Linked DNA regions of Homo sapiens: region 2 is linked to region 1. The links are chromatin loops, found by intact Hi-C in ENCODE. Cell type or tissue: sigmoid colon. All regions are shown on one strand. Links, peaks and the distances in the headings refer to the core of each region. The heading gives the core; the rest is flanking DNA.

Region 1 (16,308 bases), core at 4,637-12,636:
TCTGAAGCATGGTTACTCATGGGTCTACAGCCCAGTGCCAGTCTGCAACTGTTAATGGCATTTAATGAAATGAGTACAGGGTTTGAGACTAAGTGCATTACAGCAATTAAGAGTTCATTTTTATATATATATATATATATATATATATATTTTTTTTTTTTTTTAGATGGAGTACCATTCTGTTGCCAGGCTTGAGTGCAGTGGCACAATCTCGGCTCACTGCAACCTCCAACTCCCTGGTTCAAGCGATCCTCCTGCCTCAGCCTCCCAAGTAGCCTTTTTTCCCTAGCTTATCTATCAGAACAAAGTAAGTATTTTCAGTTTAGAGGTGGTTTTGTTTTGGTTTTTTTGTTTGTTTGTTGAGATGGAGTTTCACTGTTGCCCAGGCTGGAGTGCAATGGCACGATCTCAGCTCACTGCAACTTCCGCCTCATGGGTTCAAGCGATTCTCCTGCCTCAGCCTCCCGAGTAGCTGGGATTACAGGCATGCGCCACCATGCCCGGCTAATTTTGCACTTTTAGTAGAGACAGGGTTTCACCACATTGGCCAGGCTAGTCTCAGACTCCTCTCAGGTGATCCACCCACCTCGGCCTCCCGAAGTCCTGGGATTACAGGCGTGAGCCACCATATCTGGCCTTGTTTTGGTTTTTTTCAGAGATGGGGGGTCTTATTATGTTGCACAGGCTGGTCTCAAACCCCCAGGCTCAAGCAATCCTCCTGCCTCAGCCTCTCGAGCAGCTGGGACTACAGGCCTGAGCCACCATGCCTGTCTTCAAGTATTTTTAAATCATTATTTGGATTTTCCCATCATGTTAACAACTTTCCCTACCTAGCCAATTTCACCTCTGATCTTCCCAGGGCCTTTATCTAGAACACTCCTGCGTCCTCTCTTCCCATGGTTCCCTCTTCCTCATCCTTTAGGCCTCAACTTCAATGTCCTGTTCCACCCTACCTAAAGGAAATGACCTGTCATTCTCTATGTCAAGGTTCTTGCCTTCTTAGAAGTTAATACAATTCATTACTATTACTATTTTCTTTATGCCCATCAACTTGTCTTTCCGGGTGTCTCCCTCATTAGAATGTGGACCCTGTATGGGTAGAGACCATGTACATCTTGTTCACATTCTATCTCTGAGCCTAGCATAGTGCCTGGTACAAAACAGGTACTCAATAATATTTGCTTAATGAATTATCTAAAATAAGATGTCTTTTTCACATCCCTTCAGAAATAAAGACCCTATGTAAATATTTCAATTAGCCATTCAAACTACCATTTTGTGAAATTACAAAGAATCCCATCTCTCACAACACAACCCCAGTCCCAGAAACTCGCTATTACATGGATGACTCTGTGCTGACAACAGGTAGGCGGAGGGAGGAGGTGAGGATGGATGAGGGGGGCATTTCAGAAATGAATGGCCATGAAATGATAAAGGAGTGTGAAATAAGCTATGTTCACCTAGATGTGCAACCCAATAATTTAGCTACTATGTGCCTCAAGAAAACAATGCATGATTTAGCTACCTTAAGGTGTAAGGTTCTGTGAGGCTCAAAAGGGTAACAAACGTGAATCCTGGGTTAGGTTTCCAGAGCACCATGCTGTGACATTTCTAAACTTAGCACAGCTACAATTTTACTTTCACTTGTGGGACTATATGGTTGATGTCTGTCTCCACTAGACCTGTTTTTTTTTTATCACCCTTGCATTCTCACTGTCTAAAAGTACCTGGCTGGTAGAAGGTCCTCAATTTTATTTGTAAAATGAATGAATCAAAGCAGTTTGTAAATAGTAAAGCTATGTACACATAAGCATTAACATCAGACATTTCAGAAATTAATTAATTCAACAAGTATTTAGTGAATGCCTTTAACTATGTGCCAGCCACTATTCTAAGGCACTCAGAATGCATAACTGGACAAAACAGAAAAGATCACTGCAGCTGACACTCTAGGAAGACAGGTAATGAAAATAAACACAGTAAGTATATTTGGAGGTGATAAATGATATGGAAAAAAGAGCAAGGGGTGAGGGGTAGGACGGACACAAATAAACGGTCCTCCTAAGGTGGTTGCAGGGAGAAACAGCCAAAAGCCCATTGTGCTTTGTGCCAAGTAAGCAAGGCAGAGCTCCCACCTGCTTTCAGCGAAAGTGGAGGTCAGAGAGGGGCAGTGACAGCCAAAGAATATAGGGTCTCATAGGTCAAGATTTCTATTTCGATGTAATTAACTTTCTAATTAAACTGATATGGTAAATAGTTTAGAGTTGCCTCAATTCTTATACCTTACATCAATAACATAAAAGATCAGAATCACATGCCAACAGTTCCCATCCACGGACTGATCTACACTTGAGGCCATTCTCTTCACTTGGTGGTCTCAAAGACTAAATAATTTTTTTTTAATGCAAAGGCAGTCAGCCTGTAATCCCAGTGCTTTGAGAGACCAAGATGGGGGACTGCTTGAGGCCAGGAGTTCTAGATCAGCCTGGGCAACACAGTAAGACCACGTCTACAAAAAATTTAAACATTAGGCGGGGTGCAGTGGTTCACGCCTGTAATCCCAGCACTTTGGGAGGCCAAGGCGGGTGGATCACTTGATGACCAGCCTGGCCAACATGGTGAAACCCTGTCTTCACTAAAAATACAAAAAAATTAGCTGGGTGTGGTGGCAGGTGCCTGTAATCCCAGCTAATTGGGAGGCTGAGGGAGGAGAATCACTTGAACCTGGGAGGAGGAGGTTGCAGTGAGCCAGGATCTATGCTACTGCACTCCAGCCTGGGTGACAACTAACATAGGCAAATGCAGTAGCACAGTTATTTTGAGAAAAGGAGGCCGGGCATGGTGGCTCACGCCTGTAATCCCAGCACTTTGGGAGGCCGAGGTGGTAGATCACCTGAGGTCGGGAGTTCGAGACCAGCCTGACCAACATGGAGAAACCCCATCTCTGCTAAAAATTAGCCGGGCATGGTGGTGCATGCCTATAATCCCAGCTGCTCAGGAGGCTGAGGCAGGAGAATCGCTTGAACCCAGGAGGCAGAGGTTGTGGTGAGAGGAGGTTGCACCATTGTACTCCAGCCTGGGCAAGAACAGCAAAACTCCGCCTCAGAAAAAAAAAAAAAAAGCCGGGCGCGGTGGCTCACACCTGTAATCCTAGCACTTTGGGAGGCCGAGGCAGGCGGATCACAAGGTCAGGAGATCGAGACCATCCTGGCTAACACGGTGAAACCCCATCTCTACTAATAAATAATAAATAAATAAATAAATAAATAAATAGCCAGGCGTAGTGGCAGGCTCCTGTAGTCCCAGCTACTCGGGAGGCTGAGGCAGGAGAATGGTGTGAACCCAGGAGGCGGAGCTTGCAGTGAGCTGAGATTGCGCCACTGCACTCTAGCCTGGTCGACGGAGCGAGACTCCATCTCAAAAAAGAAAGAAAGAAAGAAAGAAAATGCTGGGGCAGTGGCTCACGCCTGTAATCTCAGCACTTTGGGAGGCCAAGGCGGGTGGATCACCTGAGGTCAGGAGTTTGAGACCAGCCTGGCCAACATGGTGAAACCCTGTCTCTACTAAAAATACAAAAATTAGCCAGGCATGGTGTTGGGCGCCTGTAATCCCAGCTATTCGGGAGGCTGAGGCAGAAGAATTGCTTGAACCCAGGAGACAGAGGTTGCAGTGACCGGAGATCATGCCATTGTACTCCAGCCTGGGCAACAGAGCAAGAATCCATAGCAACAACAACAAAAAATTAGCCAGGTATGGTGGTACATGCCTGTAGTCTCAGCTACTTGGAAAGCTGAGGCAGGAGGACTGCTTTGAGTCCAGGAGTTCAAGGTTACAGTGAGCTATCATCATACCAATGAACTCCAGCCTGGGTGACAGAGTGAGACCCTGTCTCCCTGTCTCTGGAATAAAATAAAAATAATGCAAATTCCCTGGGATATTCCCAAAACAAACCAAGGTCTCAAGGCTCTTCAAACTAAGAATGTCCTAGGTCAGGCTTGCCTTCTCAAGACAAAACTGAACAAGTTACCAGATGGCATTTTGAGGGAAAGGTATTAGCTAGACAGACTCAAAGATTTTAACACTATGAAGTCTCATAAACCACACAACCCTCAGAGAAGTCTGGAGGAAAACAAAGCATCATTAGAAAATCGGAGGAAAACAAAACATCATTAGAAAATCCATGGTCCATGCAGCTTGACTGCTTTCTGGTACCTCCATTATAAATCCTGGCCAGGCGCAGTGGCCCACACCTGTAATCCCAGCACTTTGGGAGGCTGGGGCGGGTGGATCACCTGAGGTCAGGAGTTCAAGGCCAGCCCAACCAACATGGTGAAACTCTGTCTCTAATAAACACACAAAAAACAGCCAGGCATGGTGGCGCATGCCTGTAATCCCAGCTACTTGGGAGGATGAGACAGTAGAATCGCTTGAACCTGGGAGGAAGAGGTTGCAGTGAGCCAAGATTGCGCCATTGCACTCCAGTCTGGGCAACAAGAGTGAAAACTTCATCTCAAAAAACAAAAAACAAAACAAAACAAAAGTTTCTTCTCCTGCAATCATAAGGCTTCTTTTGTCCTAATAAACGACCATCTCGGACAAATCTTAATGTGAAAATTTTAATTGGGCCAAAGGTACAAAGCTACTTTATATTTATTACACCAAAACCATAATTTTTTTTTTTAATTTCGAGACAGTCTGTGTTACCCAGGCTGGAGTGCAGTGATGCAATCACAGCTCACGGCAGCCTTGACCTCCTGGGCCCAAGCAATCTTCCTCAGCCTCCCAAGTAACTGGGACTACAGGCATGTGCCATCATGCCCGGCTATTTTTTTTTGGTAGAGGCAGGGTTTCCCTATGTTACCCAGGCTAGTCTGGAACTCCTGGACTCAAAGGATCCTGAGGCCTCAGCTTCCCAAAATGTTAGGATTACAGGTGTGAGCTACCACAGACAATTTAGCCTAGTCCAGAATTTTTTTTTTGAGACAGTCTCACTCTGTCACCCAGGCTGGAGGGCAGTGGCGCGATCTCGGCTCACTGCAAGCTCCACCCCCCAGGTTCACCCCATTCTCCTGCCCCAGCCTCCCAAGTAGCTGAGACTACAGGTGCACACCACCATGCCCGGCTAATTTTTTTTGTATTTTTAGTAGAGACGGGGTTTCACTATGTTAGCCAGGATGGTCTCGATCTCCTGACCCCGTGATCCGCCTGCCTTGGCCTCCCAAAGTGCTAGGATTACAGGCGTGAGCCACCGTGCCCAGCCAGCCTAGTCCAGAATTTTACAAATTCCCTTCAATTTTTTTTTTTTTTTGAGACGGAGTTTCACTCTTGTTGCCCAGGCTGGAGTGCAATGGCGTGATCTTGGCTCACTGCCACCTATGCCTCCCAGGTTCAAGCAATTCTCCTGCCTCAGCCTCCCAAGTGGCTGGGATTACAGGCATGCACCAACACACTCAGCTAATTTTGTATTTTTAGTAGAGATGGGGTTTCTCCATGTTGGTCAGGCTGGTCTCAAACTCCCAACCTCAGGTGATCCGCCCGCCTCGACCTCCCAAAGTGCTGGGATTACAGGCGTGAGCCACCGCACCCGCCCAGCCAATTCCTTTCAATATTATGTTCCCTAGCTTCCTCCTTCTAAACCTGGAAGAGGAAAATATTAATTCACTAAAAAGGGAAAAATACACATTATGACTCTAAACATAAAAAGGGTCTGAGTTACATAAGTGAACTGCTCTTTCAGAGGCTCTAAGCAATTTGAAAATATCTGCACACTTTTAAATATTCAGTAACAAAAAAGCAAAAGAATATTCGGAATTCAGAATCGTGCATAACTCTCTAAAATCTCAACTTTTTTTTTTTTTTTTTTTTTTTTGAGACAGTGTTTTGCTCTGTCACCCAGGCTAGAGTGCAATGGCGTGATCTCAGCTCACTGCAACCTCCACCTGGATTCTCCTGCCTCAGCCTCCTGAGTAGCTGGGATTACAGGTGCATGCCACCATGCCTAGCTAATTTTTTTGTACTTTTTTAGTAGAAACAGGGTTTCACCATGTTGGCCAGGCTGGTCTTGAACTCCTGACCTCAAGTGATCCACCCCCTCCTTGGCCTCCCAAATTGCTGGGATTACAGGGGTGAGCCGCCATGCCCAGCCTAAAATCTCATCTTTCAAAGAGTCTGGGACTGAAAGTAAAATCATCTCTTATGCCCCTTTACCCAGCTTATTTTTATTTTTTTATTTTTATTTTTTTTTGAGACGGAGTTTATCTCATTGCCCAGGCTAGGGTGCAATTGCACAATCTTGGCTCACCGCAACCTCCGCCTCCCGGGTTCAAGCGATTCTCCTTCCTCAGCCTCTCGAGTAGCTGGGATTACAGGCATGTGCCACCATGCCCGACTATTTTTTTTGTATTTTTAGTACAGACGGGGTTTCTCCATGTTGGTCAGGCTGGTCTCGAACTCCCGACCTCAGGTGATCCGCCCGCCTCAGCCTCCCAGAGTGCTGAGATTACAGGCATGAGCCACCGCACCCAGCCATATTTTTACTTTTTATATTAATTAAAAAAAAATAAGAGATAGGGTCTCACTATGTTGCACAGGCTGGTCTCCAACTCCTGGGCTCAAGCTATCCACTCGCCAGGCCTCCCAATTTACTGGGATTGCAGGCATGAGCCCCCACACCAGGCCACCCTTTACCCAATTACCCATCAAGGGAAAATAAATATTTTTAATATTAAAATTAAGAACACTCAGTGTATACCTTGTTGAGTTCTTCTATCCTTCTTATTAGGTATGGGTTGCTGGAGGAATTCTCAAAGTAGACATAATCTGTAATTAAAGGAAGTACAGAACTTAATCTTTTTAACAGAAAGTTCAGATTTGTCAATCCAAGACTTTTTATGTTAGGCATTTCACGTTTGAAATTAAGCTCATAATTCATTCACTGGTAAAAGCAAACATAATAATGCAGCCTTAATATATCCTCTCACGTGCCTACTATTCACAGACCTTTATTTTCTTGGCATTTTCATTTCAATTAATGTTTTATCAGTTTCTCCTAGACTTCTGTCCCAATACGTCATTTCTTTAATAATAAACAAAAAAGACACCTCTTATCACTGTGTAGTCAGGGCACGCTAAACATGTGTCCTCTGTACTATAACTACTTCCACATCTTTTTCCTCCAATACAATTTGCCCTGCAGGCTGCTTCTCACATAAAACTATTGACCTAAGACACATTCAGAGCAGGGAGAAAGGCTTCACAGTCCAACCTACATTTCAATCACTACTTAAAAAAAAAAAAAAAAATCAGATGAGCAGAACAGGTTAAGAGGAAGAACGCTGACAAACTTTTCCACAGTTTTACCTGGGAAGATGAGGAAAAAAGGGGGCCGGGGGATCACTTCTAAGAGGCAAAGTGTTCTGGGGGTGATATCAGCATCTTTTTTACCCTTTTACCATATTTAATCCAGATCCATTTAATGTCTTGTGATTAAGAAATTGCTGCAGGCTTTCAACTAAAAGGATAAAATTTTTCAAGTGTGGCTTTTCCTCTCATCTAATAGGCTTGCTGGAAACTTCCCACTGTGTGTTTATCCGAAAGGCAGCTGCATTGTTATTGTCTATCTTAGTGGCTCTTTCGCCGCTCTCTTCTGCAAAGTGGCCTCATTTAGCCAGGCCATTCCCACCACCATCCATCAGAAGCTCGGCTAATGAGCAGAGAAGGAAGAGCCAGTCTCTCATACAAACACGCCACTTATCTGAATTATTATTTTACCAGGAAAGAGGGAGGAGGGCGTCGTGAGTAGGGAGAAAGTTTGTTTGACCTTATTTCTCTCTTCCGCAGAAGACTGGGAAGGAGGCAGGCAGCAGAGCAAACGTCCAGGCAGAGCTCAACTCCCCACCTCCGGCTGAGGTTCCCAGCTCCCACGAAGCCCCATTCGTGGGGGACTGGACCAGAAACGAAAAGGAGGGGGGCCGAGGAAGGGGAGGTGCAGGGCCCCGGCACGCAAACAGGCCCGTCCAGCTGGGCCCCTGGCTGGGCCCCCACCGCCCCCACCCCCACCCCCACCCCAGGCTCCCACTGAGTGGGGAAGAAGCAGGAGAGGGGATGTCCCCTCATCCTCTCCAGCGCCTAGAAGCCACGCAAGAAGGCCACCTTCTCAGGGGGCTCGACGGGCCCTACCCCGATGAGGGTTTCGTGGAGGGGGGTGTCTGGTAATTCGTACCCCCAAGTAGAGGCCTGGCCCTAAACACTGGGCGGGGTGCGAGGGTGAAGGTGGCCCCGGGCCCTCGCGAGCCCGCGTGGGGGGAGGGGAAGGGATGGGTGGGGGTGGGGAGTCCCGGCCCCTCTGCGGGCCCCGGCGCCCCAGCCCACTGCGACCTCAGCCCCGGCGCCCTTGGCTCCCGGCAGTTGGCGTGCACTCGCCCCGGCCCCCCGCTCCCGGAACCCGCTCCCACACGGGCCGGGTCGGGCCGAGCCTGCCTACCTCCGACCCGGTACATGTTGGCCGCCATGTCCGCCCGCCCGCCCGCGGAGCCCGAGCCGAGCCCCGCCCGCCGCCGCCGCCTCCTCCTCAGCCTCAGCCGCGACCGCCGCTGCCGCCGCCGCCGTCGCTGCTGCCTCGCCACGGGGGGGAAGGGAGGGAAGGGAGGGGACAGGGGGTGGGGGAAGTAAAGGGGATGGTACGCCGAGGGGTGGGGGCTGGTGCCCGCCCCCAGCGCCAGGCTAGCAAGGCCGAGTGGGCCGGGCCGGGGGAGGCCCGGGGAGGCTGGAGCGCTGCGGGGCCAGCGGGAATTGGGGGGGAGGGGGAGGGGAAAGGGAGTGGGAGTGGGAGGGAGGGTGGGGGGCCTTGCTGGAAGTGGAGGGCCCTGGGGTCAGGGTCCTGGCTGAGGCAGAGGCCTGCACTCAAATGCGGACCAGGGGCTGTTAGAGAATTAGAGTGGGGGCTGGGGCTTAGCCTCTCCCCAGCACCTCTTCCCCCACCCAGGGTACCCCGTCACCTGTCCACCCCAAGACAGGTCCTCCTTCCCTACCTCTGTCCCTGGGGAACCCCCCTGTGGCTGCCCTAGTAGGCAAGCGCCAGTCTCAATGCAAACTCTTGGATGCAAATAAGTGCAGGCAGCAGGGTGCCTTCCTCGCGGTGAGATTCAAGGGGCCGGCCTGGAGCCTGCAGGCTCTAGGGCCAGGAAGATTCCGGGTGCTTCCCGCCTCGCCAGAGACCCAGCTGGGGACAGAGGTAGAAAAACTCCCTTCCTAGGCCACCCTAACTGCGTCATCGTTTACCCCAAAACTGGGCTGAGCAGAACCAACTGTCCAACACCCAGATGGAGGCCCTGGCTCTAGACGGGCACTGTATATGCAGGGCCTGTTCTGCTGGGAAAAGGGACCTTTAGGAGTGAGGGGCTTCCTTTGTCCATGGGGGAACAGGGCCCTACAGTTCACAATCACCACCACCCCCAAACAGAGGAGATTGTATTCAATCAGTTTCATGTCGATGGACACTTAACTGGTTACGTGCCTAAAGCTTCTAAATGGTTATTGTCCCAGGCCAATTCTCTAAACAACCTCTGTTTTCACGGCCTTCCTACTCTCACAGATACAAAAAAAAAAAAACAACGTTGAATCTTAGCTGGCGATCCCCCAAATGAACACAAATAACTTTCTTTAGAGAAGCCAGTCCATTCCAAAGTACTCCCAGACATTGCTGCATAATAAACACGAAGAAGATTTCTTGGTGTGGTGGCTTGTTTGGAATGTGTGGTGATACACAGCTGTGTGCTGTCGACTCTGGGTTTAAGGTCTGTGCGGGGCTAAGAGGTGCCCCCAGAAAAGAAGGTTGTGTTTTGGTGGTTTGGTGATGACATTTGTGATGGTCACTTATCACAAAGTATTGAGATGAAAAAACTGTGCATAGCTGAGGCAAAATATAAAAATAAAAAATAAAGCACTATTGAATTACATTGACTCTATGACCTGTTTCCTCGTCTATAAAATGGGGACGTGAGTTCCCCCTTCACAGGTGTGGTAAGGATCAGTTGCGATGATATCTGAAAATGCTTTGTAAACCAGGGAACACAGAGCACCATGCAAATAACAGGTGTCTCTTGCTTTCTTTTTAACCCCAGAAAACCACAGATTCCCAAGGGTTCTCTGCTGTGTGTCAAATTCTGAGCCATGTGTCAAATTCTGACCCAAAGAAGAAAGCAAAAGTGTTCTGTTCCACACATTGCATAGCTGTCATTCAACATTTACCAGAGATCCCACCAAAAACATTCTGACAAAACTGACATCACTCCATTTCTGAGCTGACACATAAATAGGGTTGAATAATTCACCTGGAATCACACAGTAAACTGGCAGCAATTTTGGGATTATGAATCAGCCCTTTCCTCTGGCCTAGAATGTTCTGAACCACAGTGTTTCTCCAAGTACAAAAGCCACCTAGAAACCATAAAGTGCAAAGAAGTGGATCACAAGCTTTAGGATGTTTTCCCATTAATTTTTCATAAGCAATTTCTCCTCCTTCGAAATCTTTCCCTGTTTTTGTTAATTCATTGTGTGCCTGTCTCATTTCCCAAGCTTAGTGCTCTTGCCAGGTGTTTATGATGACTGTGCTAACCACAATAAATGGTGAAAGATGCCGAGAAAACTCCTCCCTATGTCCCCTTAGGAACAGCCTCATCCAGAAGCCCCCCATGAAAGGCCTCAAAGACTTGAAGGGGACTAGCAGGAGGTAATGATGGTGGCAGGCCTTAGAACCGTTTTTTGCTCTAGATTCTATATATTAGTCTCTTCCATGTCCAGCTCCTAGGCCAATGTCCTCTACATTTCTGAGCTGACACAGTAGATGCTCAGTATCTGAAGAATAAATACCAACAAATCGTGGACTCAAAGAATCAGAAGAGCTGAATACAAGGACTTTGTGAAACTTTTATATGTCCTAATTCCAGAGAGGTTCACACATAAAGGAGTTCAGCAAATGTTTGTAGATTGAAAGAAACCTTTCAACCAAAGACGGGTGGAAAGCCTGCACCTTTAAAAAAGCAAAGGCGCCTCTCCCTTCTTAGCTACATGGTTTAGACCACAAACTTGTCATCAACCAGCCCTAACTTCACTCCTAGTTTGGCAGTTTAACTATAAAGACCTTGAGCAAGTTACTTAACCCCTCTGAGCCTCAAGAGGGGTTACAAAATATGACTACTGGTTGATACCTACCTCAAAGGCTTATGGTAGAAAAAAAAATTTTTTTTGAGACGGAGTTTCGCTCTCGCTGCCCAGGCTGGAGTGCAATGGCACGATTCGGATTCGGCTCACTGCAAGCTCCACCTCCGAGGCTCAAGCAATTCTCCTGCCTCAGCCTCCCAAGCAGCTGGGACTACAGGTGCCCATCACCACGTCTGGCTAATTTTTGTATTTTTAGTAGAGACAGGGTTTCACCATGTTGGCCACACTGGTCTGGAACTCCTGACCTCAAGTGATCTGCCTGCCCAGCCTCCCAAAATGCTGGGATTACAGGCATGAGCCACCATGCCCAGCCTGGTAAAATTTAAATATAGAAGGTGTTTGGCACTTGTTGGGCGCTTCATATGCGTTAGGTCCCTTCTCTCTATTCCAGTTATTCTCATCACTAAGGAAGAAGTGTCTCTCAGGCCATGCCAGAAATCCCAGGGCAAATCCAGCCCTTCCATGGATGAAATTTCCTTGCACAGTTGTTGCAATTAAAGAACCACATACAAGGTAGTTCTTTACCATTTAGTTGAAGAGAAGTGGATGCAGCAAGAAAGCTATAGGTGGCTAGGCATGGTGGCTCACGCCTGTAATCCCAGCATTTTGGGAGGCCAAGGCAGGAGGATCATTTGAGCCTAGGCAACATGGCAAGACCCCACCTCTACCAAAAAAAAAAAAAAAAAGTTAGCCAGTTGGTGCGCACCTATGGTCCTGGCTACTCTGGAAGAGACTGAGGCAGGCAAATCGCTTGAGCCCAGGAGGTAGAGGCTGTGAGCCATGTTTATGCCCCTGCACTCTAGCCTGGGTAATAGAGCAAGACTCTGTCTCAAAATAAATAAACAAAAGAAAAAAAAGAAAGCTTTAGGTGAATAGGTAAAATGGAGAGTTGGTTTTTGTCTCAACGTAGGGATGGAGTTTTTATATGTGCGAAAAAATAAAAAGAGATTGGTGCCGGTTGGCTGAGCGCGGTGGCTCACACCTGTAATCCCAGCACTTTGGGAGGCCGAGGCCGGCGGATCATGAGGTCAGGAGTTCGAGACCAGCCTGGTCAATATGGTGAAAACCCATCTCTACTAAAAATACAAAAAATTAGCCGGGCATGGTGGCAAGCGCCTGTAGTCCCAGCTACTCAGGAGGCTGAGGCAGAAGAATCGCTTGAACCCAGGAGGCAGAGATTGCAGTGAGCCAAGATCACACCACTGTGTTCCAGTCTGGGCAACAGAACGAGACTTCATCTCAAAAAAAATAAATTAAAAGAGATTGGTGCTGGCCACAGTCTGGGAGTTCTGTCATACTGAACCCAGGACAGGAGCCTGGAGGTCTAAAATGTAATTAATCTGAAACCAGAGGCCAGGCTTTGGAAAAGGGACTTTATCTTGTTGGTTCGTGTTTTCCATGATTTATTTCTCTCTTCTTTTTCCTTTCATTAACTTCTTCTCTTATTTAGTAAAATTCTTTCAGAAAAGGCCAGTCTGTCTCATATTCTAAGGAGGGCCTGGGTTTTAAAGGCAGAGGAACATAACCCAAGAGAAGTGTAGGCATATGATGGCAAGAATCAAAGCAGAAGAGCCCCAAGGAGAAAGGAAACAGAATTGGGAGTTCTGTAGCTTCTCTAGTCATAGAGATGGTTCTTCCATAGATCTCCTGTGCAAAAAACATGAAATCCCTAAAGGTCTTGGTTTCGGGCAGTATGTGTTTTCGGATCCCATAGTTCCCTCATGCCCTCACAGGGGAGCTAGCTCAGCCATTTGGCTGCTTCCACAAGAAGGTTCCTTCTCTAGTAACATTACCTTTAGGTAGTAGAAAAGGGACTAAGTCATAATGGGGACAGAAATGAGCCTCTGGGTGGTTAACCTAACTGACCCTACTATTTCTCTTTTTTAACTACTGTAGATTTGAATAAGAAATGGTTGGCCAGGCACAGTGGCACACACCTGTAATCCCAGCACTTTGGGAGGCAAAGGCGGATCACCTGAGGTCAGGAGTTCAAGACCAGCCTGGCCAACATAGTGAAACGCCATCTCTACTAAAAATACAAAAAATTAACTGGGCGTGGTGGCACACGCCTGTAATTCCAGCTACTCTGGAGGCTGAGGCGGGAGAATGGCTTAAACCTGGGAGGCGGAGGTTGCAGTGAGCCGAGATCGCGCCATTGCACTCCAGCCTGGGCAACAAGAGCGAAACTCCATCAAAAAAGAAAGGAAGGAAGGAAGGAAGGAAGGAAGGAAGGAAGGAAGGAAGGAAGGAAGGAAGGAATGTTTGGTCCAGGCCGGGCATGGTGGCTGACACCTGTAATCCCAGCACTTTGGGAGGCCGAGGTGGGCAGATCATGACGTCAGGAGATCGAGACCGTCCTGGCTAACATGGCGAAATCCCATATCCACTAAAAATACAAAACATTAGCTGGGTGTGGTGGCGGGCACCTGTAGTCCCAGCTACTCAGGAGGCTGAGGCAGGATAATGGCATGAACCCGGGAGGTGGAGCTTGCAGTGAGCTGAGATGGCACCACCACACTCCAGCCTGGGCGAAAAGTGAGACTTCGTCTCAAAAAAATAAATAAAAATAAATGGTTGGTCCGTGCAGTGGCTCACGCTCAGCACTTTGGGAAGCTAAGGCAGGCGAATCACCTGAAGTCAGTAGTTTGAGACCAGCCTGGCCAGCATGGCAAAACCCCGTCTCTATTAAAAATACAAAAATTAGCCAGGCATGGTGGCGCGCGCCTGTAATCCCAGCTACTTGGGAGGCTGAGACAGGAGAATCGCTTAAACCTGGGAGGTGGAGGTTGTAGGGTCAAGAAAAAGAATCAATGGGAAGTGTTGAAGGAATGTTACAGGGAGTAAGGTGTTTGTATAGATGATTCAGACTGCAGTACAGAGAGTGGATTAGAAAGGGTGGAGATTCCAGACCAGATCAGTTGGGAGGTTGGTGAGAAGGGGTGGTGGTCTGGCCTAGGGTAGAGGCAGTGGGTTATGATAAGTAGATGGTTTTAGAGAGATGTAGGAGGCAAGATCCGATCTGGTGACTCTAGGGAGGCACGAGGTGAAAGGGTGGTGACAAGGCTTATGGGGAGCTGTAAGTAGAGATCAGTGAGTAAAGCATACAGGAGGAAAGGCAAGTTGGGGAAGAGGATAGTGGACAGGTTCTGTGCTGGAAGGGTTGTGTTCGAGGTGCCTTTGGAAATATCCAGGTAGATGTCTTCTCTTTGGGAAACAGTTGGATGAAAAGGCCTGGTGTTTAGGAGGGAGCTCTGAGCTGGAAATAGCCACTTCTGGTGTTACCATCACCCCAGAGCCCAGCCAATCTAAGGAATAAGCCAAACCCTGGCCCCAGGGAAAGAAGCAGGTTCCCTGAGTCCTTCAGGTTGGGTGGAAACAGGTTTGGCAGGTCAGGTTCAGGAGATCAGAGTCCAGGTGCAAATGTGCAAATAGGCAGAGTGTGGGCAGAGCCACATAAGCCACTGCCCAAGGCAGACCGGGAAACCAAGGGGGAATGGCCTGTGCTGACCATCTCACTAGGACTAGCTAGAAAAATTGTCAGCAAGCATCCACAGAAGGTTCTGCCTCAACCCTCACTCCTTCTTCCCAGCCCTGAAAAGCAGCTGGGGTGGGGAGGGGGAGGGAAGATGGAAAGAACAGAAGGAGACGGAAAGGGACACAGCCTGAAAAAGCAAATCTGACTCATTCCTACCTCACCCTCTTGCCTCTAAGATGATGTAGTGGGTTGAATGGTGGCCCCCCAAAAGACATGCCCACCCAGAACCTGCGAATATGACCTTATTTGGAAAAAGTGTGTTTGCAGATATAATTAAGCTGAAGATCTCAAGATGAGATTATCCTGAGATTAGGATGGACCCTAAGTCTAATGACATGTGTCCTTATAAGAGACAGAAGAAGAAAGACACAGAGAAAAGGGGGCAGCCCTGTGAAGGGAGACGCAGAGATGGGACTTATGCAGCTACAAACCAAGGAGTGCCAGGGGTTGCCAGCAACCACTGGCATGGGATGGATTGTCCCCCAGAGACTCCAGGACTAACCCTACTGACACCTTGCTTTCAAGCTTCTGGCCTGTAGAACTGTGAGAGAATGAATTGTTTGAAGCTACCCAATTTGTTGTAATTTGTTACAGGAGCCTTAGGAAACTCCTACAGATGGTATCCACCTTTCAATTTTAAGTAAACATAGAGTCACCCAGAAAACACTTAGAGCAGTATACAGTATACACAGATTAAGGGACACAGAAACAGAATAATAGAATAAAGAGAAATACACAGAGAAAGAAGGGGACCCCCTCACCACTTTATCTAAGTCCTACTCAATCCCTTGAAACAGTCAACATGTTTAACTCACCTTGGTTTGTCTCTCCTCCTAGCTGACATGGTTGGCTTAGTGCTAAGAGAAAAGGACACCTGGGGCCGGGCTCGGTGGCTCACGCCTGTAATCCCAGCACTTTGGGAGGCAGAGGTGGGTAGATCACCTGATGTCAGGAGTTTGAGACCAGCCTGGCCAACATGGTGAAACCCCGTCTCTACTAAAAATACAAAAATTAGTCAGGCGTGGTGGCAGGCACCTGTAATCCCAACTACTCAGAAGGCTGAGGCAGGAGAATCGCTTGAACCCGGGAGATGGAGGTTGCAGTGAGCCAAGATTGTGCCACTGCACTCCAGCCTGGGCAACAGAGCGAGATTCCATCTAAAAAAAAAAAAAGAAATAAATAAATAAACAGATATGCTAGTATAGAATGATGAATGTTACAAGGAGAGTAAATCAAGATCAGAGAACAAAAAGTGATGATGGTGGTAAGGGAAGGCCTTTTGTATATGCTAAGAACTGAAAAGAAACTAAAATAATGAAATAGAGTGAACACTTGGGACATCTGGAGAGCAACATTCCAGACAGAGGGAAAAAGTGCAAGTTCCCCACATCAGGAAGCAGCCTGACCTGATCATGACATGGAAAGGCCAGTGTGGAGAGCAGATGGGGTCAGGGAGGTGAATAGGGTCAGGATCCCATAGGGACCGGTGGGCCATGGTAAAAAGTTTGGATTTTATTCTAAATATAGTGGGAAGCCTTTAGAAGTTTTTAAAC
Region 2 (16,308 bases), core at 4,043-12,042, 54 kb after region 1:
AGCTCACATTCTACAGCAAGTAACCCCTGAGGATCCTCTTTGCATATCAAAGTCAGGGACGGAGGGTGGTTGTAACTACCTCACTCTCCAAGTCTCCCCAGTTTGCTTTAGGACTAGGAAGACTACTGAGGCTGCCTCTATCACACAACTGGAAAGGTTAGGAAATTATGTATTTATTTGGACTTGGACTTGTACAGCTTGGCTTGCTGCCTTAGAAAGATTCAGGTGTGGCCAGGCACAGTGGCTCATGCCTATAATCCCAGCACTTTGGGAGGCCGAGGCAGGTGGATCACCTGAGGTCAGGAGTTCAAGACCACCCTGGCCAACATGGTGAAACCCCATCTCTACAAAAATACAAAAATTAGCTGGACATGATGGCAGGTGCCTGTAATCCCGGCTACTCAGGAGTCTGAGGCAGAAGAATCACTTGAACCGGGGAGGCGGAAGCTGCAGTGAGCTAAGACTGTGCCATTGCACTCCAGCCTGGGCAACAGAGTGAGACTCTGTCTCAAAAAAAAAAAAAAAAAAAAAGAGAGAAAGATTCAGGGGCAGTTATCTGGACACTATCCAGCCTAGATTAGCCAGTCTGACAAAGGGCTTCTCAAACTGGCTTGAATTAATGAGAGGAAAGGGCTCTGCCTATTTTGAGAGCCACCCTTCCTTTCTGTGTGCCCCGGGTCCATGGCCCTGTGTAATAATATGGAAATCCATGTGTAACATTGTACTACAACTAGTTTGAGTTGCCCATGAAGGTGGTACAAGGGTTTAGGAGGTATTAGTTATCTATTGTTATGTGATAAATTACCCCAAAACTTAATGACTTAAGACAACAATTACTGTCTTAGTTTCTATGGTTAGGAATCTGGGTGCAGCTTAGCTGTTTGCCCCTGGCTCAGGGTCTCTCACAAGGCTGCAATCATCACTAGGCCGATGGGGTGGGGTCTGCTTCCAAGTTCACTCACGTGGCTGTTGGCAGGCCTCAGGTCCACTCTGATTGCTGGCCAGAGATGTCAGTTCCTTTCTGCGTAGGCCTCTCTAAAAAGCAGCTCACAACATGGCAGCTGGCTCCCCTCAGAGTGAGCCAAGAAGAGAGCAACAGATATGTCCAAGAAAGAGGCCACAGGCTTTTGTAACCAAATCTTGGAAGTGACATCCCATCCCTTTTGCTGTATTTTATTCATTAGAAGTGAGCCACTAGGTCCAATCCCCACTCAAGGGGAGGTGATTACACAAGAAGTCACCTTACAGGCTGCCTACCACAGGAAGCCCCAGAGATGTGATGCCAACAAGGAGTTTGCCATTTGTTAGTTCTAAGAGATGCCGGGAGAGAGGAAAGAGATATTTATCAAAGTCGAGAACTTGAGGTCAGCAGTAGGGAGCTCCACTGGGGTGGAGAGGCTAGGTGGAAGAGGAACCAGGCTGGGCGTGGTGGCTCACACCTGTAATCCCAGCACTTTGGGAAGACAAGGCAGGAGAATCGCTTGAGGCTAGGAGTTCGAGACCAGCCCGGGCAACATAGGGAGACCCTGTCTCTACAAAAAATACAAAAATTAGCCCGGTGTGGTGGTGCACACCTGTAGTCCTAGCTACTTGGGACGTTGAGGTGGGAGGATCACCTGAACCCAGCAGGTTCATGATCAGGCCACTGGACTCCAGCCTGGACAACATAGTGAGACCCTATCTCAAAAAGAAAAAAAAAAGGAGGAACAAAAGAATGAGTGAGAGCCAATGATGGATGACCTGAGATGGGAAAAGGTATAAATGATTCATAAGGGTCACGAAGGAAGCAATCCTGGGAAGCCTGCTCATTACACCCCACTGCTCTCTTATGCTTATGGGGGCAGCATCTTGAAGCATGAAGCTGGGCACAACTGAAGCAGGTGGATGGTGGTACAGTTCAACAAGACAGGAAATAAAGAGGGTCATTGGTTTGCTCTGGGACAAGTTGATTTTGTGGTGCCTGTGGAATGTTCAGGTGGAGAGGTCCTCTGGACAATTGGAAAAGAACGGGAGATCTAAAGAGGGCCTACAGGTGCAGGGTTTGGAACACAAACACTTAGACTGTAGCACAGAGGCTGGAGCAGAGCATTAAGGGAGACTGAGGCACACTCAGTTCCATAGGGCAACTACTGCTGAAAATGGCTCTAGGACATTTACCATTCTTAAGACTTGTCATGACCCTGCTACCCTAAATTGTGTTTAAGTTTTCCTTGAACTCAATCACTTTATTTATTTTTTTTGAGACAAGGTCTGGCTCTTATCACCCAGGCTGGAGTACAGCAGCGTGATCTCAACTCACTGCAACCTCCACCTCCTATGCGCAAGCCATCCTCCCACCTCAGTCTCCTGAGTAGCTGGGATTACAGGCATTCAACACCATGCCTGGCAAATTGTTTACGTGAGACAGGGTTTCACCATGTTGCCCAGGATGGTCTTGAACTCCTGACCTCAGGAGTTCACCTGCCTCGGCCTCCCAAAGTGCTGGGATTACAAGTGTGAGCCACCGTAACCGGCCCTGGTTAATTTTTAAAAGAATTTTTATTTGTACAGATGAAGGTATCGTTATGTTGCCCAGGCTGGTCTCAAATTCCTGGGCTCAAGTGATCCTCAGCCTCTGAGTAGCTGGGACTAAGATGCGTTCCACCATGTCTGGCTCTTTCCTTGTTTTTTTTTTTTTGAGACAGAGTCTCACTCTGTCACCCAGGCTGGAGTGCAGTGGTGCCATCTGGGCTCAATGCAACCTCTGCCTCCCAGGTTCAAGGGATTCTCCTGCTTCAGTTTCCCAAGTAGTTGGGACTACAGGCATGTGCCATCACACCCGGCTACTTTTTGTATTTTTGGTAGAGAGGGGGTTTCACCATGTTGGCCAGGCTGGTCTTGAACTCCTGACCTCAGGTGATCTGCCCGCCTAAGCCTCTCAAAGTGCTGGGATCACAGTTGTGAGCCACTGCGCCTGGCTCTTTCCTTGTTTTTTTAATAACCTTGACAGTTTTGAGGAGTACTGATCAAGTATTTTGTAGAATGTCCCTCTATTGGGATTTGTCTGATGTTTTTCTCATAATCAGATTGGGTTGTGAGATTTTAGGGGGAAGACCACAGAGGCAAAGTGCCATTCTCATCACATCATATCAAGGGGTACATGTGATCAACATGACTGATTATTGGTGATGGTGACCTTGATCAACTGGCTGGGGTAGTTTCCCAGGTTTCTCCACTGTAGTTACTCTTCCCCCACCTTTCCATACTATATTCGTGTGTGTGTGTGTGTGTGTGTGTGTGTGTGTGTGTGTGTGTGTGTGTGTGTGTGTGTGTGTTTTGAGAAAGGGTCTCACTCTGTCACTTAGGCTAGAGTGCAGTGACTCAGTCATGGCTCACTGTAGCTTCAACCTCGAAGGCTCAGGTGATCCTCCCACCTCAGCCTCCCAAGTAGCTGGGGCGACAGGCTCGCCCCACCATGCCTGGCTAATTTTTAAATTATTTGTAGGGATGAGGTCTCCCTATGTTGCCCAGGTTGGTCTTGAACTCCTGGGCTCCTGCCTCAGCCTCCCAAAGTGTTGGGATTACAGGAGTAAGCCACCACACCTGGCCTATACTATATTCTTTGGAAGGAAGTCATTATGAGCAATCTACACTTCAGGAGTATGGAGTTATGATCAACCTCCTTCAGGGTGGAATAGCTACATCAATGATTTGGAATTATTCTGCATGGAGATTTGTCTTTTCTTCCCATTTATTTATTTAGTCTTTTTCTATAAGTATAGACTCCTGGATATTTATTTTATACTTTGGCTTACAACGCAATACTACTTTGTTATTCAAATTGCTCTAGCTTTGGCCATGGGAAGCTCTTTCGGTTGGTTCTTCTGTGGCTTTGACATTTCCCAATCATTGTTTTATTTGTTTGTCTGTTTGAGCATTTCCTTACTTTCAGGCACTATAAGACACTCTAAGTTCATCTTGTATATTTCCTATTCTAGTCCTAGACTTAGTTTATTTTTCCAAGGAGCCCTAGTTCCTTTTATTGGAGAATTGTATTAAAGCCAAGATATGGGTGCTTAGTGCATGCAACTCAACTGTATTTTCTTTTATTTTCTTTTTTTTTGAGACCGAGTTTCACTCTGTCACCCAGGCTGGAGTGCAATGGTGCGATCTCGGCTCATTGCAACCTCTGCCTCCCGGGTTCAAGCGATTCTCCTGCCTCAGCCTCCCGAGTAGCTGGGAGGTGCCTGCCACCACATCTTGCTAATTTTTTGTATTTTAGTAGAGGAGGGGTTTCACCGTGTTGGTCAGGCTGGTCTTGAACTCCTGACCTCAGGTGATCTGCCCACTTTGGCCTCCCAAAGTGCTCGGATTACAGGCGTGAGCCACCACGCCCAGCCTCTACTGTATTTTCTTTTCTTCTTTTTTTTTTTTTTTTTGAGACAGAGTCTCACTGGAGTGCAGTGGCATGATCTCAGCTCACTGCAACCTCTGACTCCTGGGTTCAAGCAATTCTCCTGCCTCAGTCTCCCGGAGTAGCTGGGATTACAGGCTCCCGCCACCACACCTGGCTAATTTGTGTATTTTTAGTAGAGACAGGGTTTCCCCATGTTGGCCAAGCTGGTCTCGAACTCTTGACCTCAGGTGATCACCTTCCTTCGCCTCCCAAAGCGTTAGGATATTACAGGCATGAGCCACCATGCCTGGCCTAATTTTTTTTTTTTTTTTTTGAGATGGAATTTTGCTCTTGTCCCCAAGGCTGGAGTGCAATGGCATGATCTCAGCTCACTGCAACCTCCACCTCCCGGATTGAAGCAATTCTCCTGCCTCAGCCTCCTGAGTAGCTGGGATTACAGGCATGTGCCACCACATCCAGCTAACTTTTTGTATTTTTAGTAGAGATGAGGTTTCACCATGTTGGCCATGCCGGTCTTGACCTCCTGACCTCAGGTGATGCACCTGCCTCGGCCTCCCAAAGTGCTGGGATTAGGGGTGTGAGCCACTGCACCCAGCCTAATTATTTATTATTTATTTTTATTTTTTGAGGTGGAATTTCACTCTTGTCCCCAAGGCTGGAGTGCAGTGGCATGATGTCGGCTCACTGCAACCGCCGCCTCCCGTGTTCAAGCGATTCTCCTGCCTTAGCCTCCTGAGTAGCTGGAATTACAGGCATGCACCACCACACCCGGTTTATTTTTGTATTTTTAGTAGAGATGGGGTTTCCCCATGTTGGTCAGGCTGGTCTCAAACTCCTCACCTCAGGTGATCTGCCCGCCTCGGCCTCCCAAAGTGCTGGGTTTACAGGCGTGAGCCACCACACCGGGCCAAATTTTTTATTTTTTATAGAGACAGGGTCTCGCTATGTTGCCCAGGCTGGTCTTGAACTCCTGGGCTCAAGTATTCCTCCCTTCATGGCCTCTCAAAGTGCTGTGACGACAGGCATGAGCAGCCACAGCTGGCAGATACTGCATTTTCATGCTTCATTATTTCCTGACCTAAGGTAAAGTGCACTATACTTTTGCACACGCCTACATTTGTTTCTATTTTGGTTTCCTAATTTCTTTGCATACTTTAATATTCATTGACTTCTTTGTTTTCTCTATATATCTAAAGCTGCTTAAACAGGCTTTGGCTGAACTGTGTGCAGGGCTTGTCACCACTACATTCCTCAATAGTTCCAAGTCTAGACCTAAGTTCCCGCCGGTGAGCCATTTCCTTCTTTCCTAGTGCAGGATATTGCCATTTTGTACAATAAAACTATAACAGTTGCCTTGGGTTTATAAGCCTGTGAACATTAGAATTCTGTAAAACCATTGTTGGGGAAGGAGAAAAGGAGTAACCTGGACACCTATGGAAGTGAGATGGGTTGGGACCTTTAGCAGAAAAGCTTTGAGTTTCATAAAGATGTATCCATTTTCTGCGCTTAATAAAAAGCCTAGATCCAAGGAAAACGTTGCAGTATTTCTGGTATTTTTTATAATTTATCTCTACTCTTCCCAACCTAAAATCCAAGTGCGGTCAAAAATCCCTTTCCCTTTACTTTAATATTGACTGAGCTTTTACAGAAACAGCTTTTAAAATAAACACTGCGCCAGGAGCGGTGGCTCATGCCTGATCCCAGCACTTTGGGAGGCTGAGGCGGGCAGATCATGAGGTCAGGAAATCAAGACCATCCTGGAGCTAACACGGTGAAACCCTGTCTCTACTAAAAATACAAAAAAATCAGCTGGGCGTGGTGGCGGGTGCCTGTAATCCCAGCTACTTGGGAGGCTGAGGCAGGAGAAAAATATAAAAAATTAGCCGGGCATGGTGGCAGGCGCCTGTAGTCCAAGCTACTCAGGAGGCTGAAGCAGGAGAATGGCGTGAACCCGGGAGGCAGAGCTGGCAGTGAGCCGAGATCGCACCACTGCACTCCAGCCTGGGAATGACAGAGCGAGACTCTTGTCTCAAAAAAAAAAAAAATACATAAAATAAAACAAAATAAAATAAAATAAACACTGAAACGACTGGGCACGGTGGTTCACGCCTGTAATCCAGCACTTTGGGAGGCCGAGGTGGGCGAATCACGAGGTCGGGAGTTCGAGACCAGCCTGACCAACATGGTGAAACCCTGTCTCTACTAAAAATACAAAAATTAGCCGAGCGAGGTGGTGCACACCTGTAATCCCAGCTACTCAGAAGGCTGAGGCAGGAGAATCGCTTGAACCTAGGAGGCAGAGGTTGTAGTGAGCCAAGATCATACCACTGCACTCTAGCCTGGGAGAGAGAGCGAGAATCCATCTCAAAAAAATAAAAAATAAAATAAAATAAAATACACAGAAGCTGCATGCAGCAGCACATGCCTATAATCTCAGCTACTCGGGAAGTTGAGGTGGGAGGATTGTTTGAGTCCAGGAGTTCAAGACTAGCTTGGACAACATAGATGCCATCTCAAAAAATAAAATAGGCTGGGCACACTGGCTCACACCTGTATTCCCAGCACTTTGGGAGGCTGAGGTGGGCAGATCACCTGATGTCAGGAGTTTGAGACCAGCCTGGCCAACAGGGTGAAACCCTGTCTCTACTAAAAATACAAAAATTAGCCAGGTGTGGTGGTGGGCACCTGTAATCCCAGCTACTCAGGAGGCTGAGGCAGGAGAATTGCTTGAACCCGGGAGGCAGAGCTGGCAGTGAGCCGAGATCGCACCACTGCACTCCAGCCTGGGCACAACAGAGCGAGACTCTGTCTCAAAAAATTAAAATAAAATAAGATAAAATAAAATAAAATAAAATAAACACAGGCATACATATCCAAAGAAAAATATAAAAGTTTAGGCCGGTCATAGTGGGTCACGCCTGTAATCCCAGCGCTTTGGGAGGTCAAGGCAGGACAATCGCTTGAGGCTAGGAGTTTGATACAAGCCTGGGCAACACAGTGGCAACCTCATCTCTATAAAAAATAAAAACAAATTAACCAGGCATGGTGGTGCATGCCTGTAGTCCCAGCTACTCTGGAGGCTGAGGCGGGAGGATCATTTGATCCCATAAGTATGAGGATGCAGTGATTTAAAATTGCACTGCTGTACTCCAGCCTGGACAACAGTGAGACCCTGTCTCAAAAAAAAAAAAAAAAAAAAAAAAAGGGGCTGGGCGCTCATGCCTGTAATCCCAGCACTTTGGGAGGAGCCCGAGGTGGGCAGATCGCTTGAGGTCAAGAGTTTGAGAGCAGCTTGGCCAACATGGTGAAACCCCATCTGTATTAAAAATACAAAAATTAGCTGGATGTGGTGGTGGGCGCCTGTAATCCCAGCCACTCAGGAGGCTGAGGCAGGATAATTGCTTGAATCCTGGAGGTGGAGGTTGTAGTGAGCCTCAAGACAGTGCCCCTGCACTCCAGCCTGGGTGATGAAGTGAGACTCTATCTCAAAACAAACAAACAAAAAACCACATACACACAAAAAGAAAGAAAAATATTTTAAAAGCATATGTATTTTTTACAAGCATCATATAAATAGTGAGCTAACAAAGCACAATTTTCTTCTCCTTAGATAACTCTTATTTGACCAGTTTTCATATTGCAGACTTGGGATTCTTTTCTCGTTGTTTTTTTTTGAGACGGAGTCTCATTCCGTCGCCCAGCTTGGAGTGCAGTGGCGCGATCTCGACTCACTCCAACTTCTGCCTCCCAGGTTCAAGTGATTCTCCTGCCTCAGCCTCCCAAGTAGGTGGGACCACAGGCACGCACCAGCATGCTCAGCTAATTTTACATTTTTAGTAAAGATGGGGTTTCACTATGTTGGCCAGGCTGGTCTTGAACTCCTGACCTCAGGTGATCCATTCACCTTGGCCTCCCAGAGTGCTAGGATTACAGGCATGAGCCACCGTGCCTGGCCTAGACTTGGGATTCTTTGAGCTCTCATGTCTGTCTCAATTTGAGGTAGTGGAGGGAGGCCAGCATTGCTGGATTTCATGGGAGTCTGAAATCCTTCCAGGGCTTTCCTAGGTGTAAGCCCGTTTGCCCCTCAGGCCAGCCTGGGAGGCGTGGCAGTCCTGCACTTCCCTGTCCCTTTAAGTTCTCCCTCATTCCCGGCTCACTGAGTCCAGCACTCTGGGCTTCAGGACAAGTGGGTCTAGTTTTCCAAATGTCCCTCCTGGTGTTTGTCTCTCTCTGTCCTGGAAGTTCTACCCTTTTCTCTGTCCTATGTGGCTGGCCAAATACTACTTCTGAGGGTCTTGATAAGCCTGGTTATACCATTCCATGGAGCTGGGTCTCTCGCTAGGTTTAGATGTGGCCTCACTATTGGCCAGGAGGCTTTAACACGGAGTCTGTTCCTTCTTCACTTGGAGTCTATCCCTTTTCCTGGGTGAAGTCATTGCCCTTTCTTCCCAGCACCTCCTAGTGGTCCTCTCTGGAAGTGTTTTGTTTTGTTTAAGTTCCAAGGATATTTGTCAAACTGAAAAGACTGACCTACCCACCCCAGTGATTGCTGAATCCTTTCTCAGTCCCAACCTGAACAGGGACCAGTATCCCAAGTAATGCTCATTTCATTCCCCTCACACTCCCTCCAACCACAATAGGTTTTGCAGAATAAATCACTATAGTTTAATATCCAAAAAGTAACTTAAACATGTAACAAAGGGCTTGCCAACACAAAGATGAAATGGGGTTTCCCCTGCATGGGTAACCAGAAACACTAGCCTCTCGTATGCCCAGTTGGTTATTTAGCAAGTTAGCAAGTAAAGGCAGAGTGAACATTTTTATAGGGGATGCCATGGGGACTGATTTAAATTAAGTGGCAAAATTATCTGTAGACCTTGCATTTTCACAGTCTGGGAGAATTGATGGATGGTTTGATTGGTGCCATTAAAATTGGAGTTTTCTTAAGGGTCCTGTAAGTAGAGGATGTCTCAGAATGTTTATATAGAATATAAATGTCATTCTTGAGTTGGTGACTAGGGTGAAAGCACAAAGAACTATAAATTGAAAGTCTTAACTAATGCCGAGTCAATGGAAGTTATATACAATTTCTCCCTTTCCATAAGTATCTGTTGTTACTGAGGTAGACCACTGGTACAGTGGTTGAGTGTTTTCTAATCCCTTGACATGGTCTAAATTAAATACACACTGTTATCTAGAGGAGAAAATGTCTTCTTGGCATCATCAAAGGAAACTTGGTAAGCTTATTTTCTTCTTTCTTTGGAGATTTACGCTGACATTTGTTCTAATTGTCCTTTCAGTTTCATCCCTCACAACAGAAGCTAGTGAAAGGGGATAAAAAGCTTCTCAGTGTCCTTTGCTATAAAGATTTTTGTTTGTGATTACTTTCCTCTGGAAAGGAAAAATCCTACTTGGAAGACATAGAGTACTAGCAAATGTTAAGCAGAGGGCAACACTCCTGCAGTCAGAGGAAGGTTCTCTTCTGGGGAGAGGACCTGCTGTTGCTTGGCCACATGGCAGCATGGAGTTACAGCACTGGAAGTGGAATCCCGAAAAACTAGGAAAGCTCCAGTGGGCACTCATCTCTCATCATTTTTGGCTGAGCCATAGGCTCTTTTTTCAAACTCAGGCCTGAGACAGGCTTACACACCAACCTAAATGCATCTTCTCCAAATCCCTTTCAAAAACTGCCAGTCATCAAGTTGAGGTTGATCTCTAGTATAAAAACAAAAACAAAAACAAAAAAAAAAGGAAAAAGAAAAAGAAAAAAACCCTCCCAGTCTTCCAGATTGCTATACTTCTCAGGTTTCCACAGAAAATATTATTATAATTATTTTTTATTTTATTTTATTTATTTATTTATTTTTTTTGAGATGGAGTCTCGCTCTGTCGCCCAGGCTGGAGTGCAGTGGTGCAATCTCGGCTCACTGCAAGCTCCGCCTCCCGGGTTCACGCCATTCTCCTGCTTCAGACTCCCCAGCAGCTGGGACTACAGGCACACGCCACGACGCCGGGCTAATTTTTGTATTTTTAGTAGAGATGGGGTTTCACTGTGTTAGCTAGGATGGTCTCAATCTCCTGACGTTGTGATCCGCCCGCCTTAGCCTCCCAAAGTGCTGGGATTACAGGCGTGAGCCACCGCGCCTGGCCTATTTTATTTTATTTTATTTTGAGACAGAGTTTCACTCTTGTTGCCCAGGCTGGAGTACAACGGGCGATCTTGGCTCACTGCAACCTCTGCCTCCTGGGTTCAAGCGATTCTCCTGCCTCAGCCTCCCAAGTAGCTGGGATTACAGGCATGCACCACCATGCCCAGCTAATTTTGTATTTTTAGTAGAGACAGGGTGTCACCATGTTGGTCCAGCTGGTCTTGAACTCCTGACCTCAAGTGATCCACCCACCTTGGCCTCTCAAAGTGTTGGGGTTACAGGCATAAGCCACTGTGCCCGGCAAAAATATTATTTTTTGCAACCTGTGAGAACATGTATCTCAGAGTAAACTGAGGCAAATGCCTGAGGTTTTTTTTTTTTTTTGACGTAGAAAGGTAATGAGATCACACACACCAGAATTGAATCATTTTATCTCCAGTTAAGAACCAGAGAAAAAAAAAGTATTTTAAATCCTGCACTTTGGAGAAAAATGCAATTACTGTTGAAGAGTATATCAATTATTAAGTGTGGAGTCAATGCTATTTTGGTTGCATCTACAATGAGAAGATCATTTCCAGGAATGCCATACACTTCACTTCAGTCAAACCCAGTCCCAGTCTTTCCTCTAAGGCAGAAATAGCAGCACTGAACATAGTGGGAGGAGGGCTAGGATTGTGGGGTTGGGAAATAGATTGTTAGAGGGACAGAAGGGTAAGAACAGCAGGTGTTTTTGAAAGCTAACTCCTAAACTAGTTAATTTTGGTTCATTAATGTTGGTAAAGGGAGCTCTCCTCTTTGCAGAATGGATAGGACACAGTGGGGAACTTCCATTCAGTTTGAAAGTGTCTTTGATTTTTCTTCCGAACAGAATCCTTGCCCAGCTGTTTGAATATGTCCTGTGATGTGATAAGGGTCAGAGTGGGGGCATCCCCCTCTCTCTGCCTGGCTCTCCCACTTCCTTCCTGTCTGGGCTCAAGGCTTGCTTTGCTGGAACGCTTCTTCCCCTGATCTCCAGCACCCAAACAGTTGGATATCAGGGATGTCAATCTACCCCCAGGGCAACAGCCCTCTACATTTTTTTCCCCATATTTTCTATAGTTTCTAAGCCAAGATACTACAGGAAAGAAGCAGTTCTTTTGTTTCATGACAGTGTCATTAAGATATAATTCACAATTTGCCCATTTGAAGTGTTCAATTCAATAGTGAACAGTTCCCTCCTTGTAGGTCCTGGTCTGCTTTCACATTTTCTCCTTCCTCCAGGGACAGAAGGGGTGAAGGCGGGGACCCAGACATGATGGGAGCTGATCTCAAGAACTTTTCTGACTAAAGCATCTGCTGAGTAAGGAATAACAGGGGTACTCATTGACCCAGGATTGGGGCCAGCTAAACGAGGATTTCTGCTGTGCTTTTTTTTTTTTTTTTTTTTCTGAGTCGCCCAGGCTGGAGAGCAGTGGTGCAATCTCAGCTCACTGCAACCTCCGCCTCCTGGGTTCAAGCGATTCTCCTGCCTCACCCTCCCGAGTAGCTGGGATTACAGGCCTGTGCCACCATGCCCAGCTAATTTTTGTATTTTTAGTAGAGATGGAGTTTCACCATATTGGCCAGGCTGGTCTTGAACTCCTGACCTCAAGTGATCCATCCACCTTGGCCCCCCAAAGTGCTGGGATTACAGGCATGAGCCACTGTGCCCAGCTCTGCAGTGCTTTTAAACACGGGAAGCTGGCAGACACGGCAGGTATGGGGGGAAAGCAGTGCCAAGACCTTCTCTACCAGAATGCTAACCATTTAAGAAAACAGAAGTGGTTTTTCAGAAAAAGCCTAGATTTCCTAAGTTGGTCAATTCCAGCCTCACTATATAATGTATACATTAATATAGCCAGTTCAGCACTCAGAGAACAGCATTTAAATCAACAGTAATATTTATTTATTCCTTTATTTTACTTTTTTTTGTTTTGTTTTTGTTTTTTGCGACAGGGTCTCACTGTGTCGCCCAGACTAAAGTGCAGTGGTATGATCATGGCTCACTGCAGCCTCAACCCCCCAGGCTTAATTGAACCTCCCACCTCAGCCTCCCAAGTAGCCGGGATTACAGGCTCATGCCACCACGCCTGGCTAATTTTTGCATTTTTTAGTAGGAACAGAGTTTTGCCATGTTGCCCATACTGGTCTCAAACACCTGGGTTCAAGCAAGCCACCCACCTTGGTCTCCCAAAGTGCTGAGATTACAGGTGTGAGCCACCATACCCGGCCAACAAATAGGTATTGAGCTTCTACAAGGAGCCAAGCACCGTTCTAGGAACTGGGAGTATTGGTGTGAACTGACCCCAGAGTCCTTGCTCTCAAAGGAAGTGAACAGCATCTTGTGGGAGACAGACGGTAAATAAGTAACAGGTGAGGCCAGGCGCAGTGGCTCTAACCTGTAATCCCGGCACTCTGGGAGGCCGAGGCAAGCGGATCACTTGAGGTCAGGAGTTCAAGACCAGCCTGGTCAACATGGTGAAACCCCGTTTCTACTACAAATACAAAAATTAGCTGGGCATGGTGGTGGACACCTGTAGTCCCAGCTACTTGGGAGGCTGAGGCAAGGGAATCGCTTGAACCTGGGAGGTGGAGGTTGCAGTGAGCCAAGATCACGCCACTGCACTCCAGCCTGGGCGACAGAGCAAGACTCCGTCACAAAAACAACAACAACAACAAAAACAAGTAACAGGTGAATAAGTAAAGTGATTTTTAAAAAATAGACTTTATTTTTTAGAGCAGTTTTAGGTTCACAGTGAAATCAAAAGGAAGGTACAGAGATGTATAACCCCTTTCCCCCAACATATATACTATATGTTGTATAGTATATATGTTGTATATATAATATATTATATAATATATTTAATAATTTAATATATTTAATATTATATATCATATATATCATATATAATTTACAATATATTTAATCTATGATATATTAAATATATTATATAATACTATATAATATATAATATTATAAATATATACAACATATTCCCCCCTTAACTAATATCCCTCACCAGAGTTGTATATTTGTTACAGTCAATGAAACTACGTTATTGGCACATCATAATCATTCAAAGTCTAGGCTGGGTGCAGTGGCTCACACCTGTAATCCCAGGACTTTGGGAGCCTGAGGCGGGAGGACTGCTTGAGGCCAAGAGTTTGAGACCAGCCTGGGTAACATAGTGAGACCCCATCTCTACACAAGATAAAAAAAATTAGCAGGGCATAGTGTCACACGCCTGTAGTCCCAGATGCTCAGGGGGCTGAGGTGGGAGGATCGCTTGAGCCCAGGAGGTTGAGGCTGCAATGAGTGGAGATGGTGCCACTGCACTCCAGCCTGGGTGGCAAAGCAAGACTGTCTCAAAGAAAAAGAAAAAAATAAGTCTATAGTTCATATATAGGGTTCACTTTTGGTGCTGGAGATTCTATGGGTTTGGACAAGTTAGATTTTTAAAAATAGGGTAAGGGAAAGAAAAAAATAGGTTTATATGCTAGAATGTGTGGCTGGGGAAAGATTTCTCTCTGAGGAAGTGACATTTGAACTGAGACTTGACTGACAAGAAGGAATGACCCACCTAATGCTCTGGGACAATGTGTTCGTGCTCTAGGCAGAGGGAACAGCAGGTGCCCAGCCTGGCCCAGGTGTAACTCAGAAGATGGGGATGCAGAAACCAGCAAGAATGGGCCTCAGGAAAAAGAGGTAATCTGGTAGAATGCTACATGCTCAGATTTTTTTTAACTAGGTTTCTTTCTTTCTTTTTTTTTTTTTTGAGACAGACTCACGCCGTTGCTCAGGCTGGAATGCAGCATCGAGATCTTGACTCACTGCAACCTCTGTCACTGCAATCTCTGCCTCCCGGGCTCAAGCCATCATCCCACCTCAGCCTCTGGAGTAGGTGGGACTACAGGTGTGCGCCCCCGTGCTTGGCTAATTTTTTAACGTTTCTGTAGAAATGGGGGTCTCACTATATTGCTCAGGCTGGTCTTGAACTCCTGGGCTCAAGTGATCCTCCCACCTCAGTCTCCCGAAGTGTTGGGATTACAGGTGTGAGCCACGGCACCTGACCTAGTTTTCCTTTTTTTTTTTCATTAAAAACATAATCTTTTCACACAGTTAAAAAAAAAGATGAAAGGTTTATAATAACCAACAAAAGATAGGTCTCATGTCTAACCTCATATTCCTAGTCCCTCGACCAAGAAATAACCACTCATAACTATTTTATGTATCTTTTTCAGAAATCTTATTCTCAGCCAGGCACAGTGGCTCATGCCTGTAATCCCAACACTTTGGGAGGCTGAGGTGGGAGGACTGCATGAGTTTGAGACCAGCTTAGGCAACATAGTGAGACCCCCATCTCTATATAAAAAAATGACATTAGCTGGGTGTGGTCATGCATGCCCATAGTCCCAGCTACTTAGGAGCCTGAGGAGGGAGGATTGCTTGAGCTTAGGAGGTCAAGGCCACAGTGAGCTGTGATTGTGCCACTCTACTACAGCCTGGGAGACAAAGCAAGACCATCACCAGTGGCTCACGCCTGCAATCCCAGCACTTTTGGAAGCCGAGGTGGGAAGATTGCTTGAGCCCAGGAGCTGGGAACCAACCTCAGAAACACAGTGAGACCTTCTCTCTACAAAAAATTAAAAAATTAGCCAAGCGTGATCACGCATGCTACTCCAGCTACTCGGGAGGCTGAAGAGAGAAGAAGCCACTTGAGCCTAGGAGTTCGAGGTAACAGTGACCTATAATTGCACCACTGTACTCCAGTTCAGGAGATGGAGTGAGACTCTGTCTCAAAAAAATAAAACAGGCCAGGCGCGGTGGCTCACACCTGTAATCCCAGCACTTTGGGAGGCCAAGACGGCCGGATCACCTGAGGTCAGGAGTTTGAGACCAGCCTGGCCAACATGGTGAAACCCGTCTCTACTAAATTTACAAAAATTAGCTGGGTGTGGTGGTCTGTGCCTGTAGTCCCAGCTACTTGGGACAGAGGTTGCAGTGAGCCGAGATCATGCCACTGTACTCCAGCCTGGAAAACAGACAGAGACTCCATATCAAAAAAGAATAATAAATAAATAAATAAATAAATAATAATAATAAGTAAATTATCTCCAATCCGTTACCCCCCGCCTACACCTCTCTATTTTCAGATCCAATCTGAAGGAATTAAGGAATCACAATCGGCATTCAAAAATAAGCTTAAATGAAGTCCAAGGTGTTAACATTTTATTTTTACTCAAAAAATATATATATATAATATTTGAGACAAGGTCTCACTCTGTTGCCCAGGCTGGAGTGCAGTGGCATGATCATGGCTCACTGCAGCCTTGACCTCCTGGGCTCAAGTGATCCTCCCACCTCAGCATTCTGAGTGGCTGGGATCACAGGCATAGAGTACCACCACATGCAGATAATTTCTAAAAAATTATTTTTAGTAGAGACAGGGTCTCACTATGTTGCCCAGGCTGGTCTTGAACTCCTGGGCTCAAACAATTCTTCTGCCTCAGCCTCCCAAAGATCTGGGATTATAGGCATGAGCCACCGTACTGGGCTTTACTTTTTTATTATGGATAATTTCAAATACATATAAAAGTGGAGAGATTAATAAAATGAACCCCATTATCCAGCTTCAATAATTATCAATTTGAGGGGGCTGGGTGTGGTAGCTCATGCCTGTAATCCTAGCACTTTGGGAGGCCGGGGCGGGCAGATCATTTGAGGTCAGGAGTTCGAGACCAGCC

The links. Peaks named below come from ENCODE experiments on the same cell type or tissue, not always from the same donor. Only the 100,000 strongest peaks of a DNase experiment are listed, where the experiment ranks them.
Region 2: a loop joins it to region 1, with 2.8 times the contacts of the local background. A loop is called at or near these places in 11 of 110 quality-filtered maps.

The regions. Positions count from the first base shown.
Region 1 is chr2:42,560,948-42,577,255 of GRCh38, reverse strand. It overlaps MTA3 (metastasis associated 1 family member 3), which reads right to left and starts at 8,624. Exons shown (of 17, transcript NM_001330442.2): 1 at 8,483-8,624; 2 at 6,752-6,819. The coding sequence starts at 8,510. RefSeq lists enhancers at 5,046-5,572, 9,237-9,376 and silencers at 8,267-8,346, 8,407-8,566, 8,837-8,886, 8,947-8,996. In sigmoid colon, for the core only: no CTCF peak of the experiment used is centred there; DNase peaks (open chromatin) are centred at 7,915, 8,545 and 9,155; H3K4me3 peaks cover 2,216 bases; H3K27ac peaks cover 1,713 bases.
Region 2 is chr2:42,505,975-42,522,282 of GRCh38, reverse strand. It overlaps a transcript of MTA3 not described here. Among named protein-coding and RNA genes, the nearest start is that of KCNG3, 20 kb to the right of the region's middle. In sigmoid colon, for the core only: a CTCF peak has its summit at 8,854 (motif pointing left); no DNase peak of the experiment used is centred there.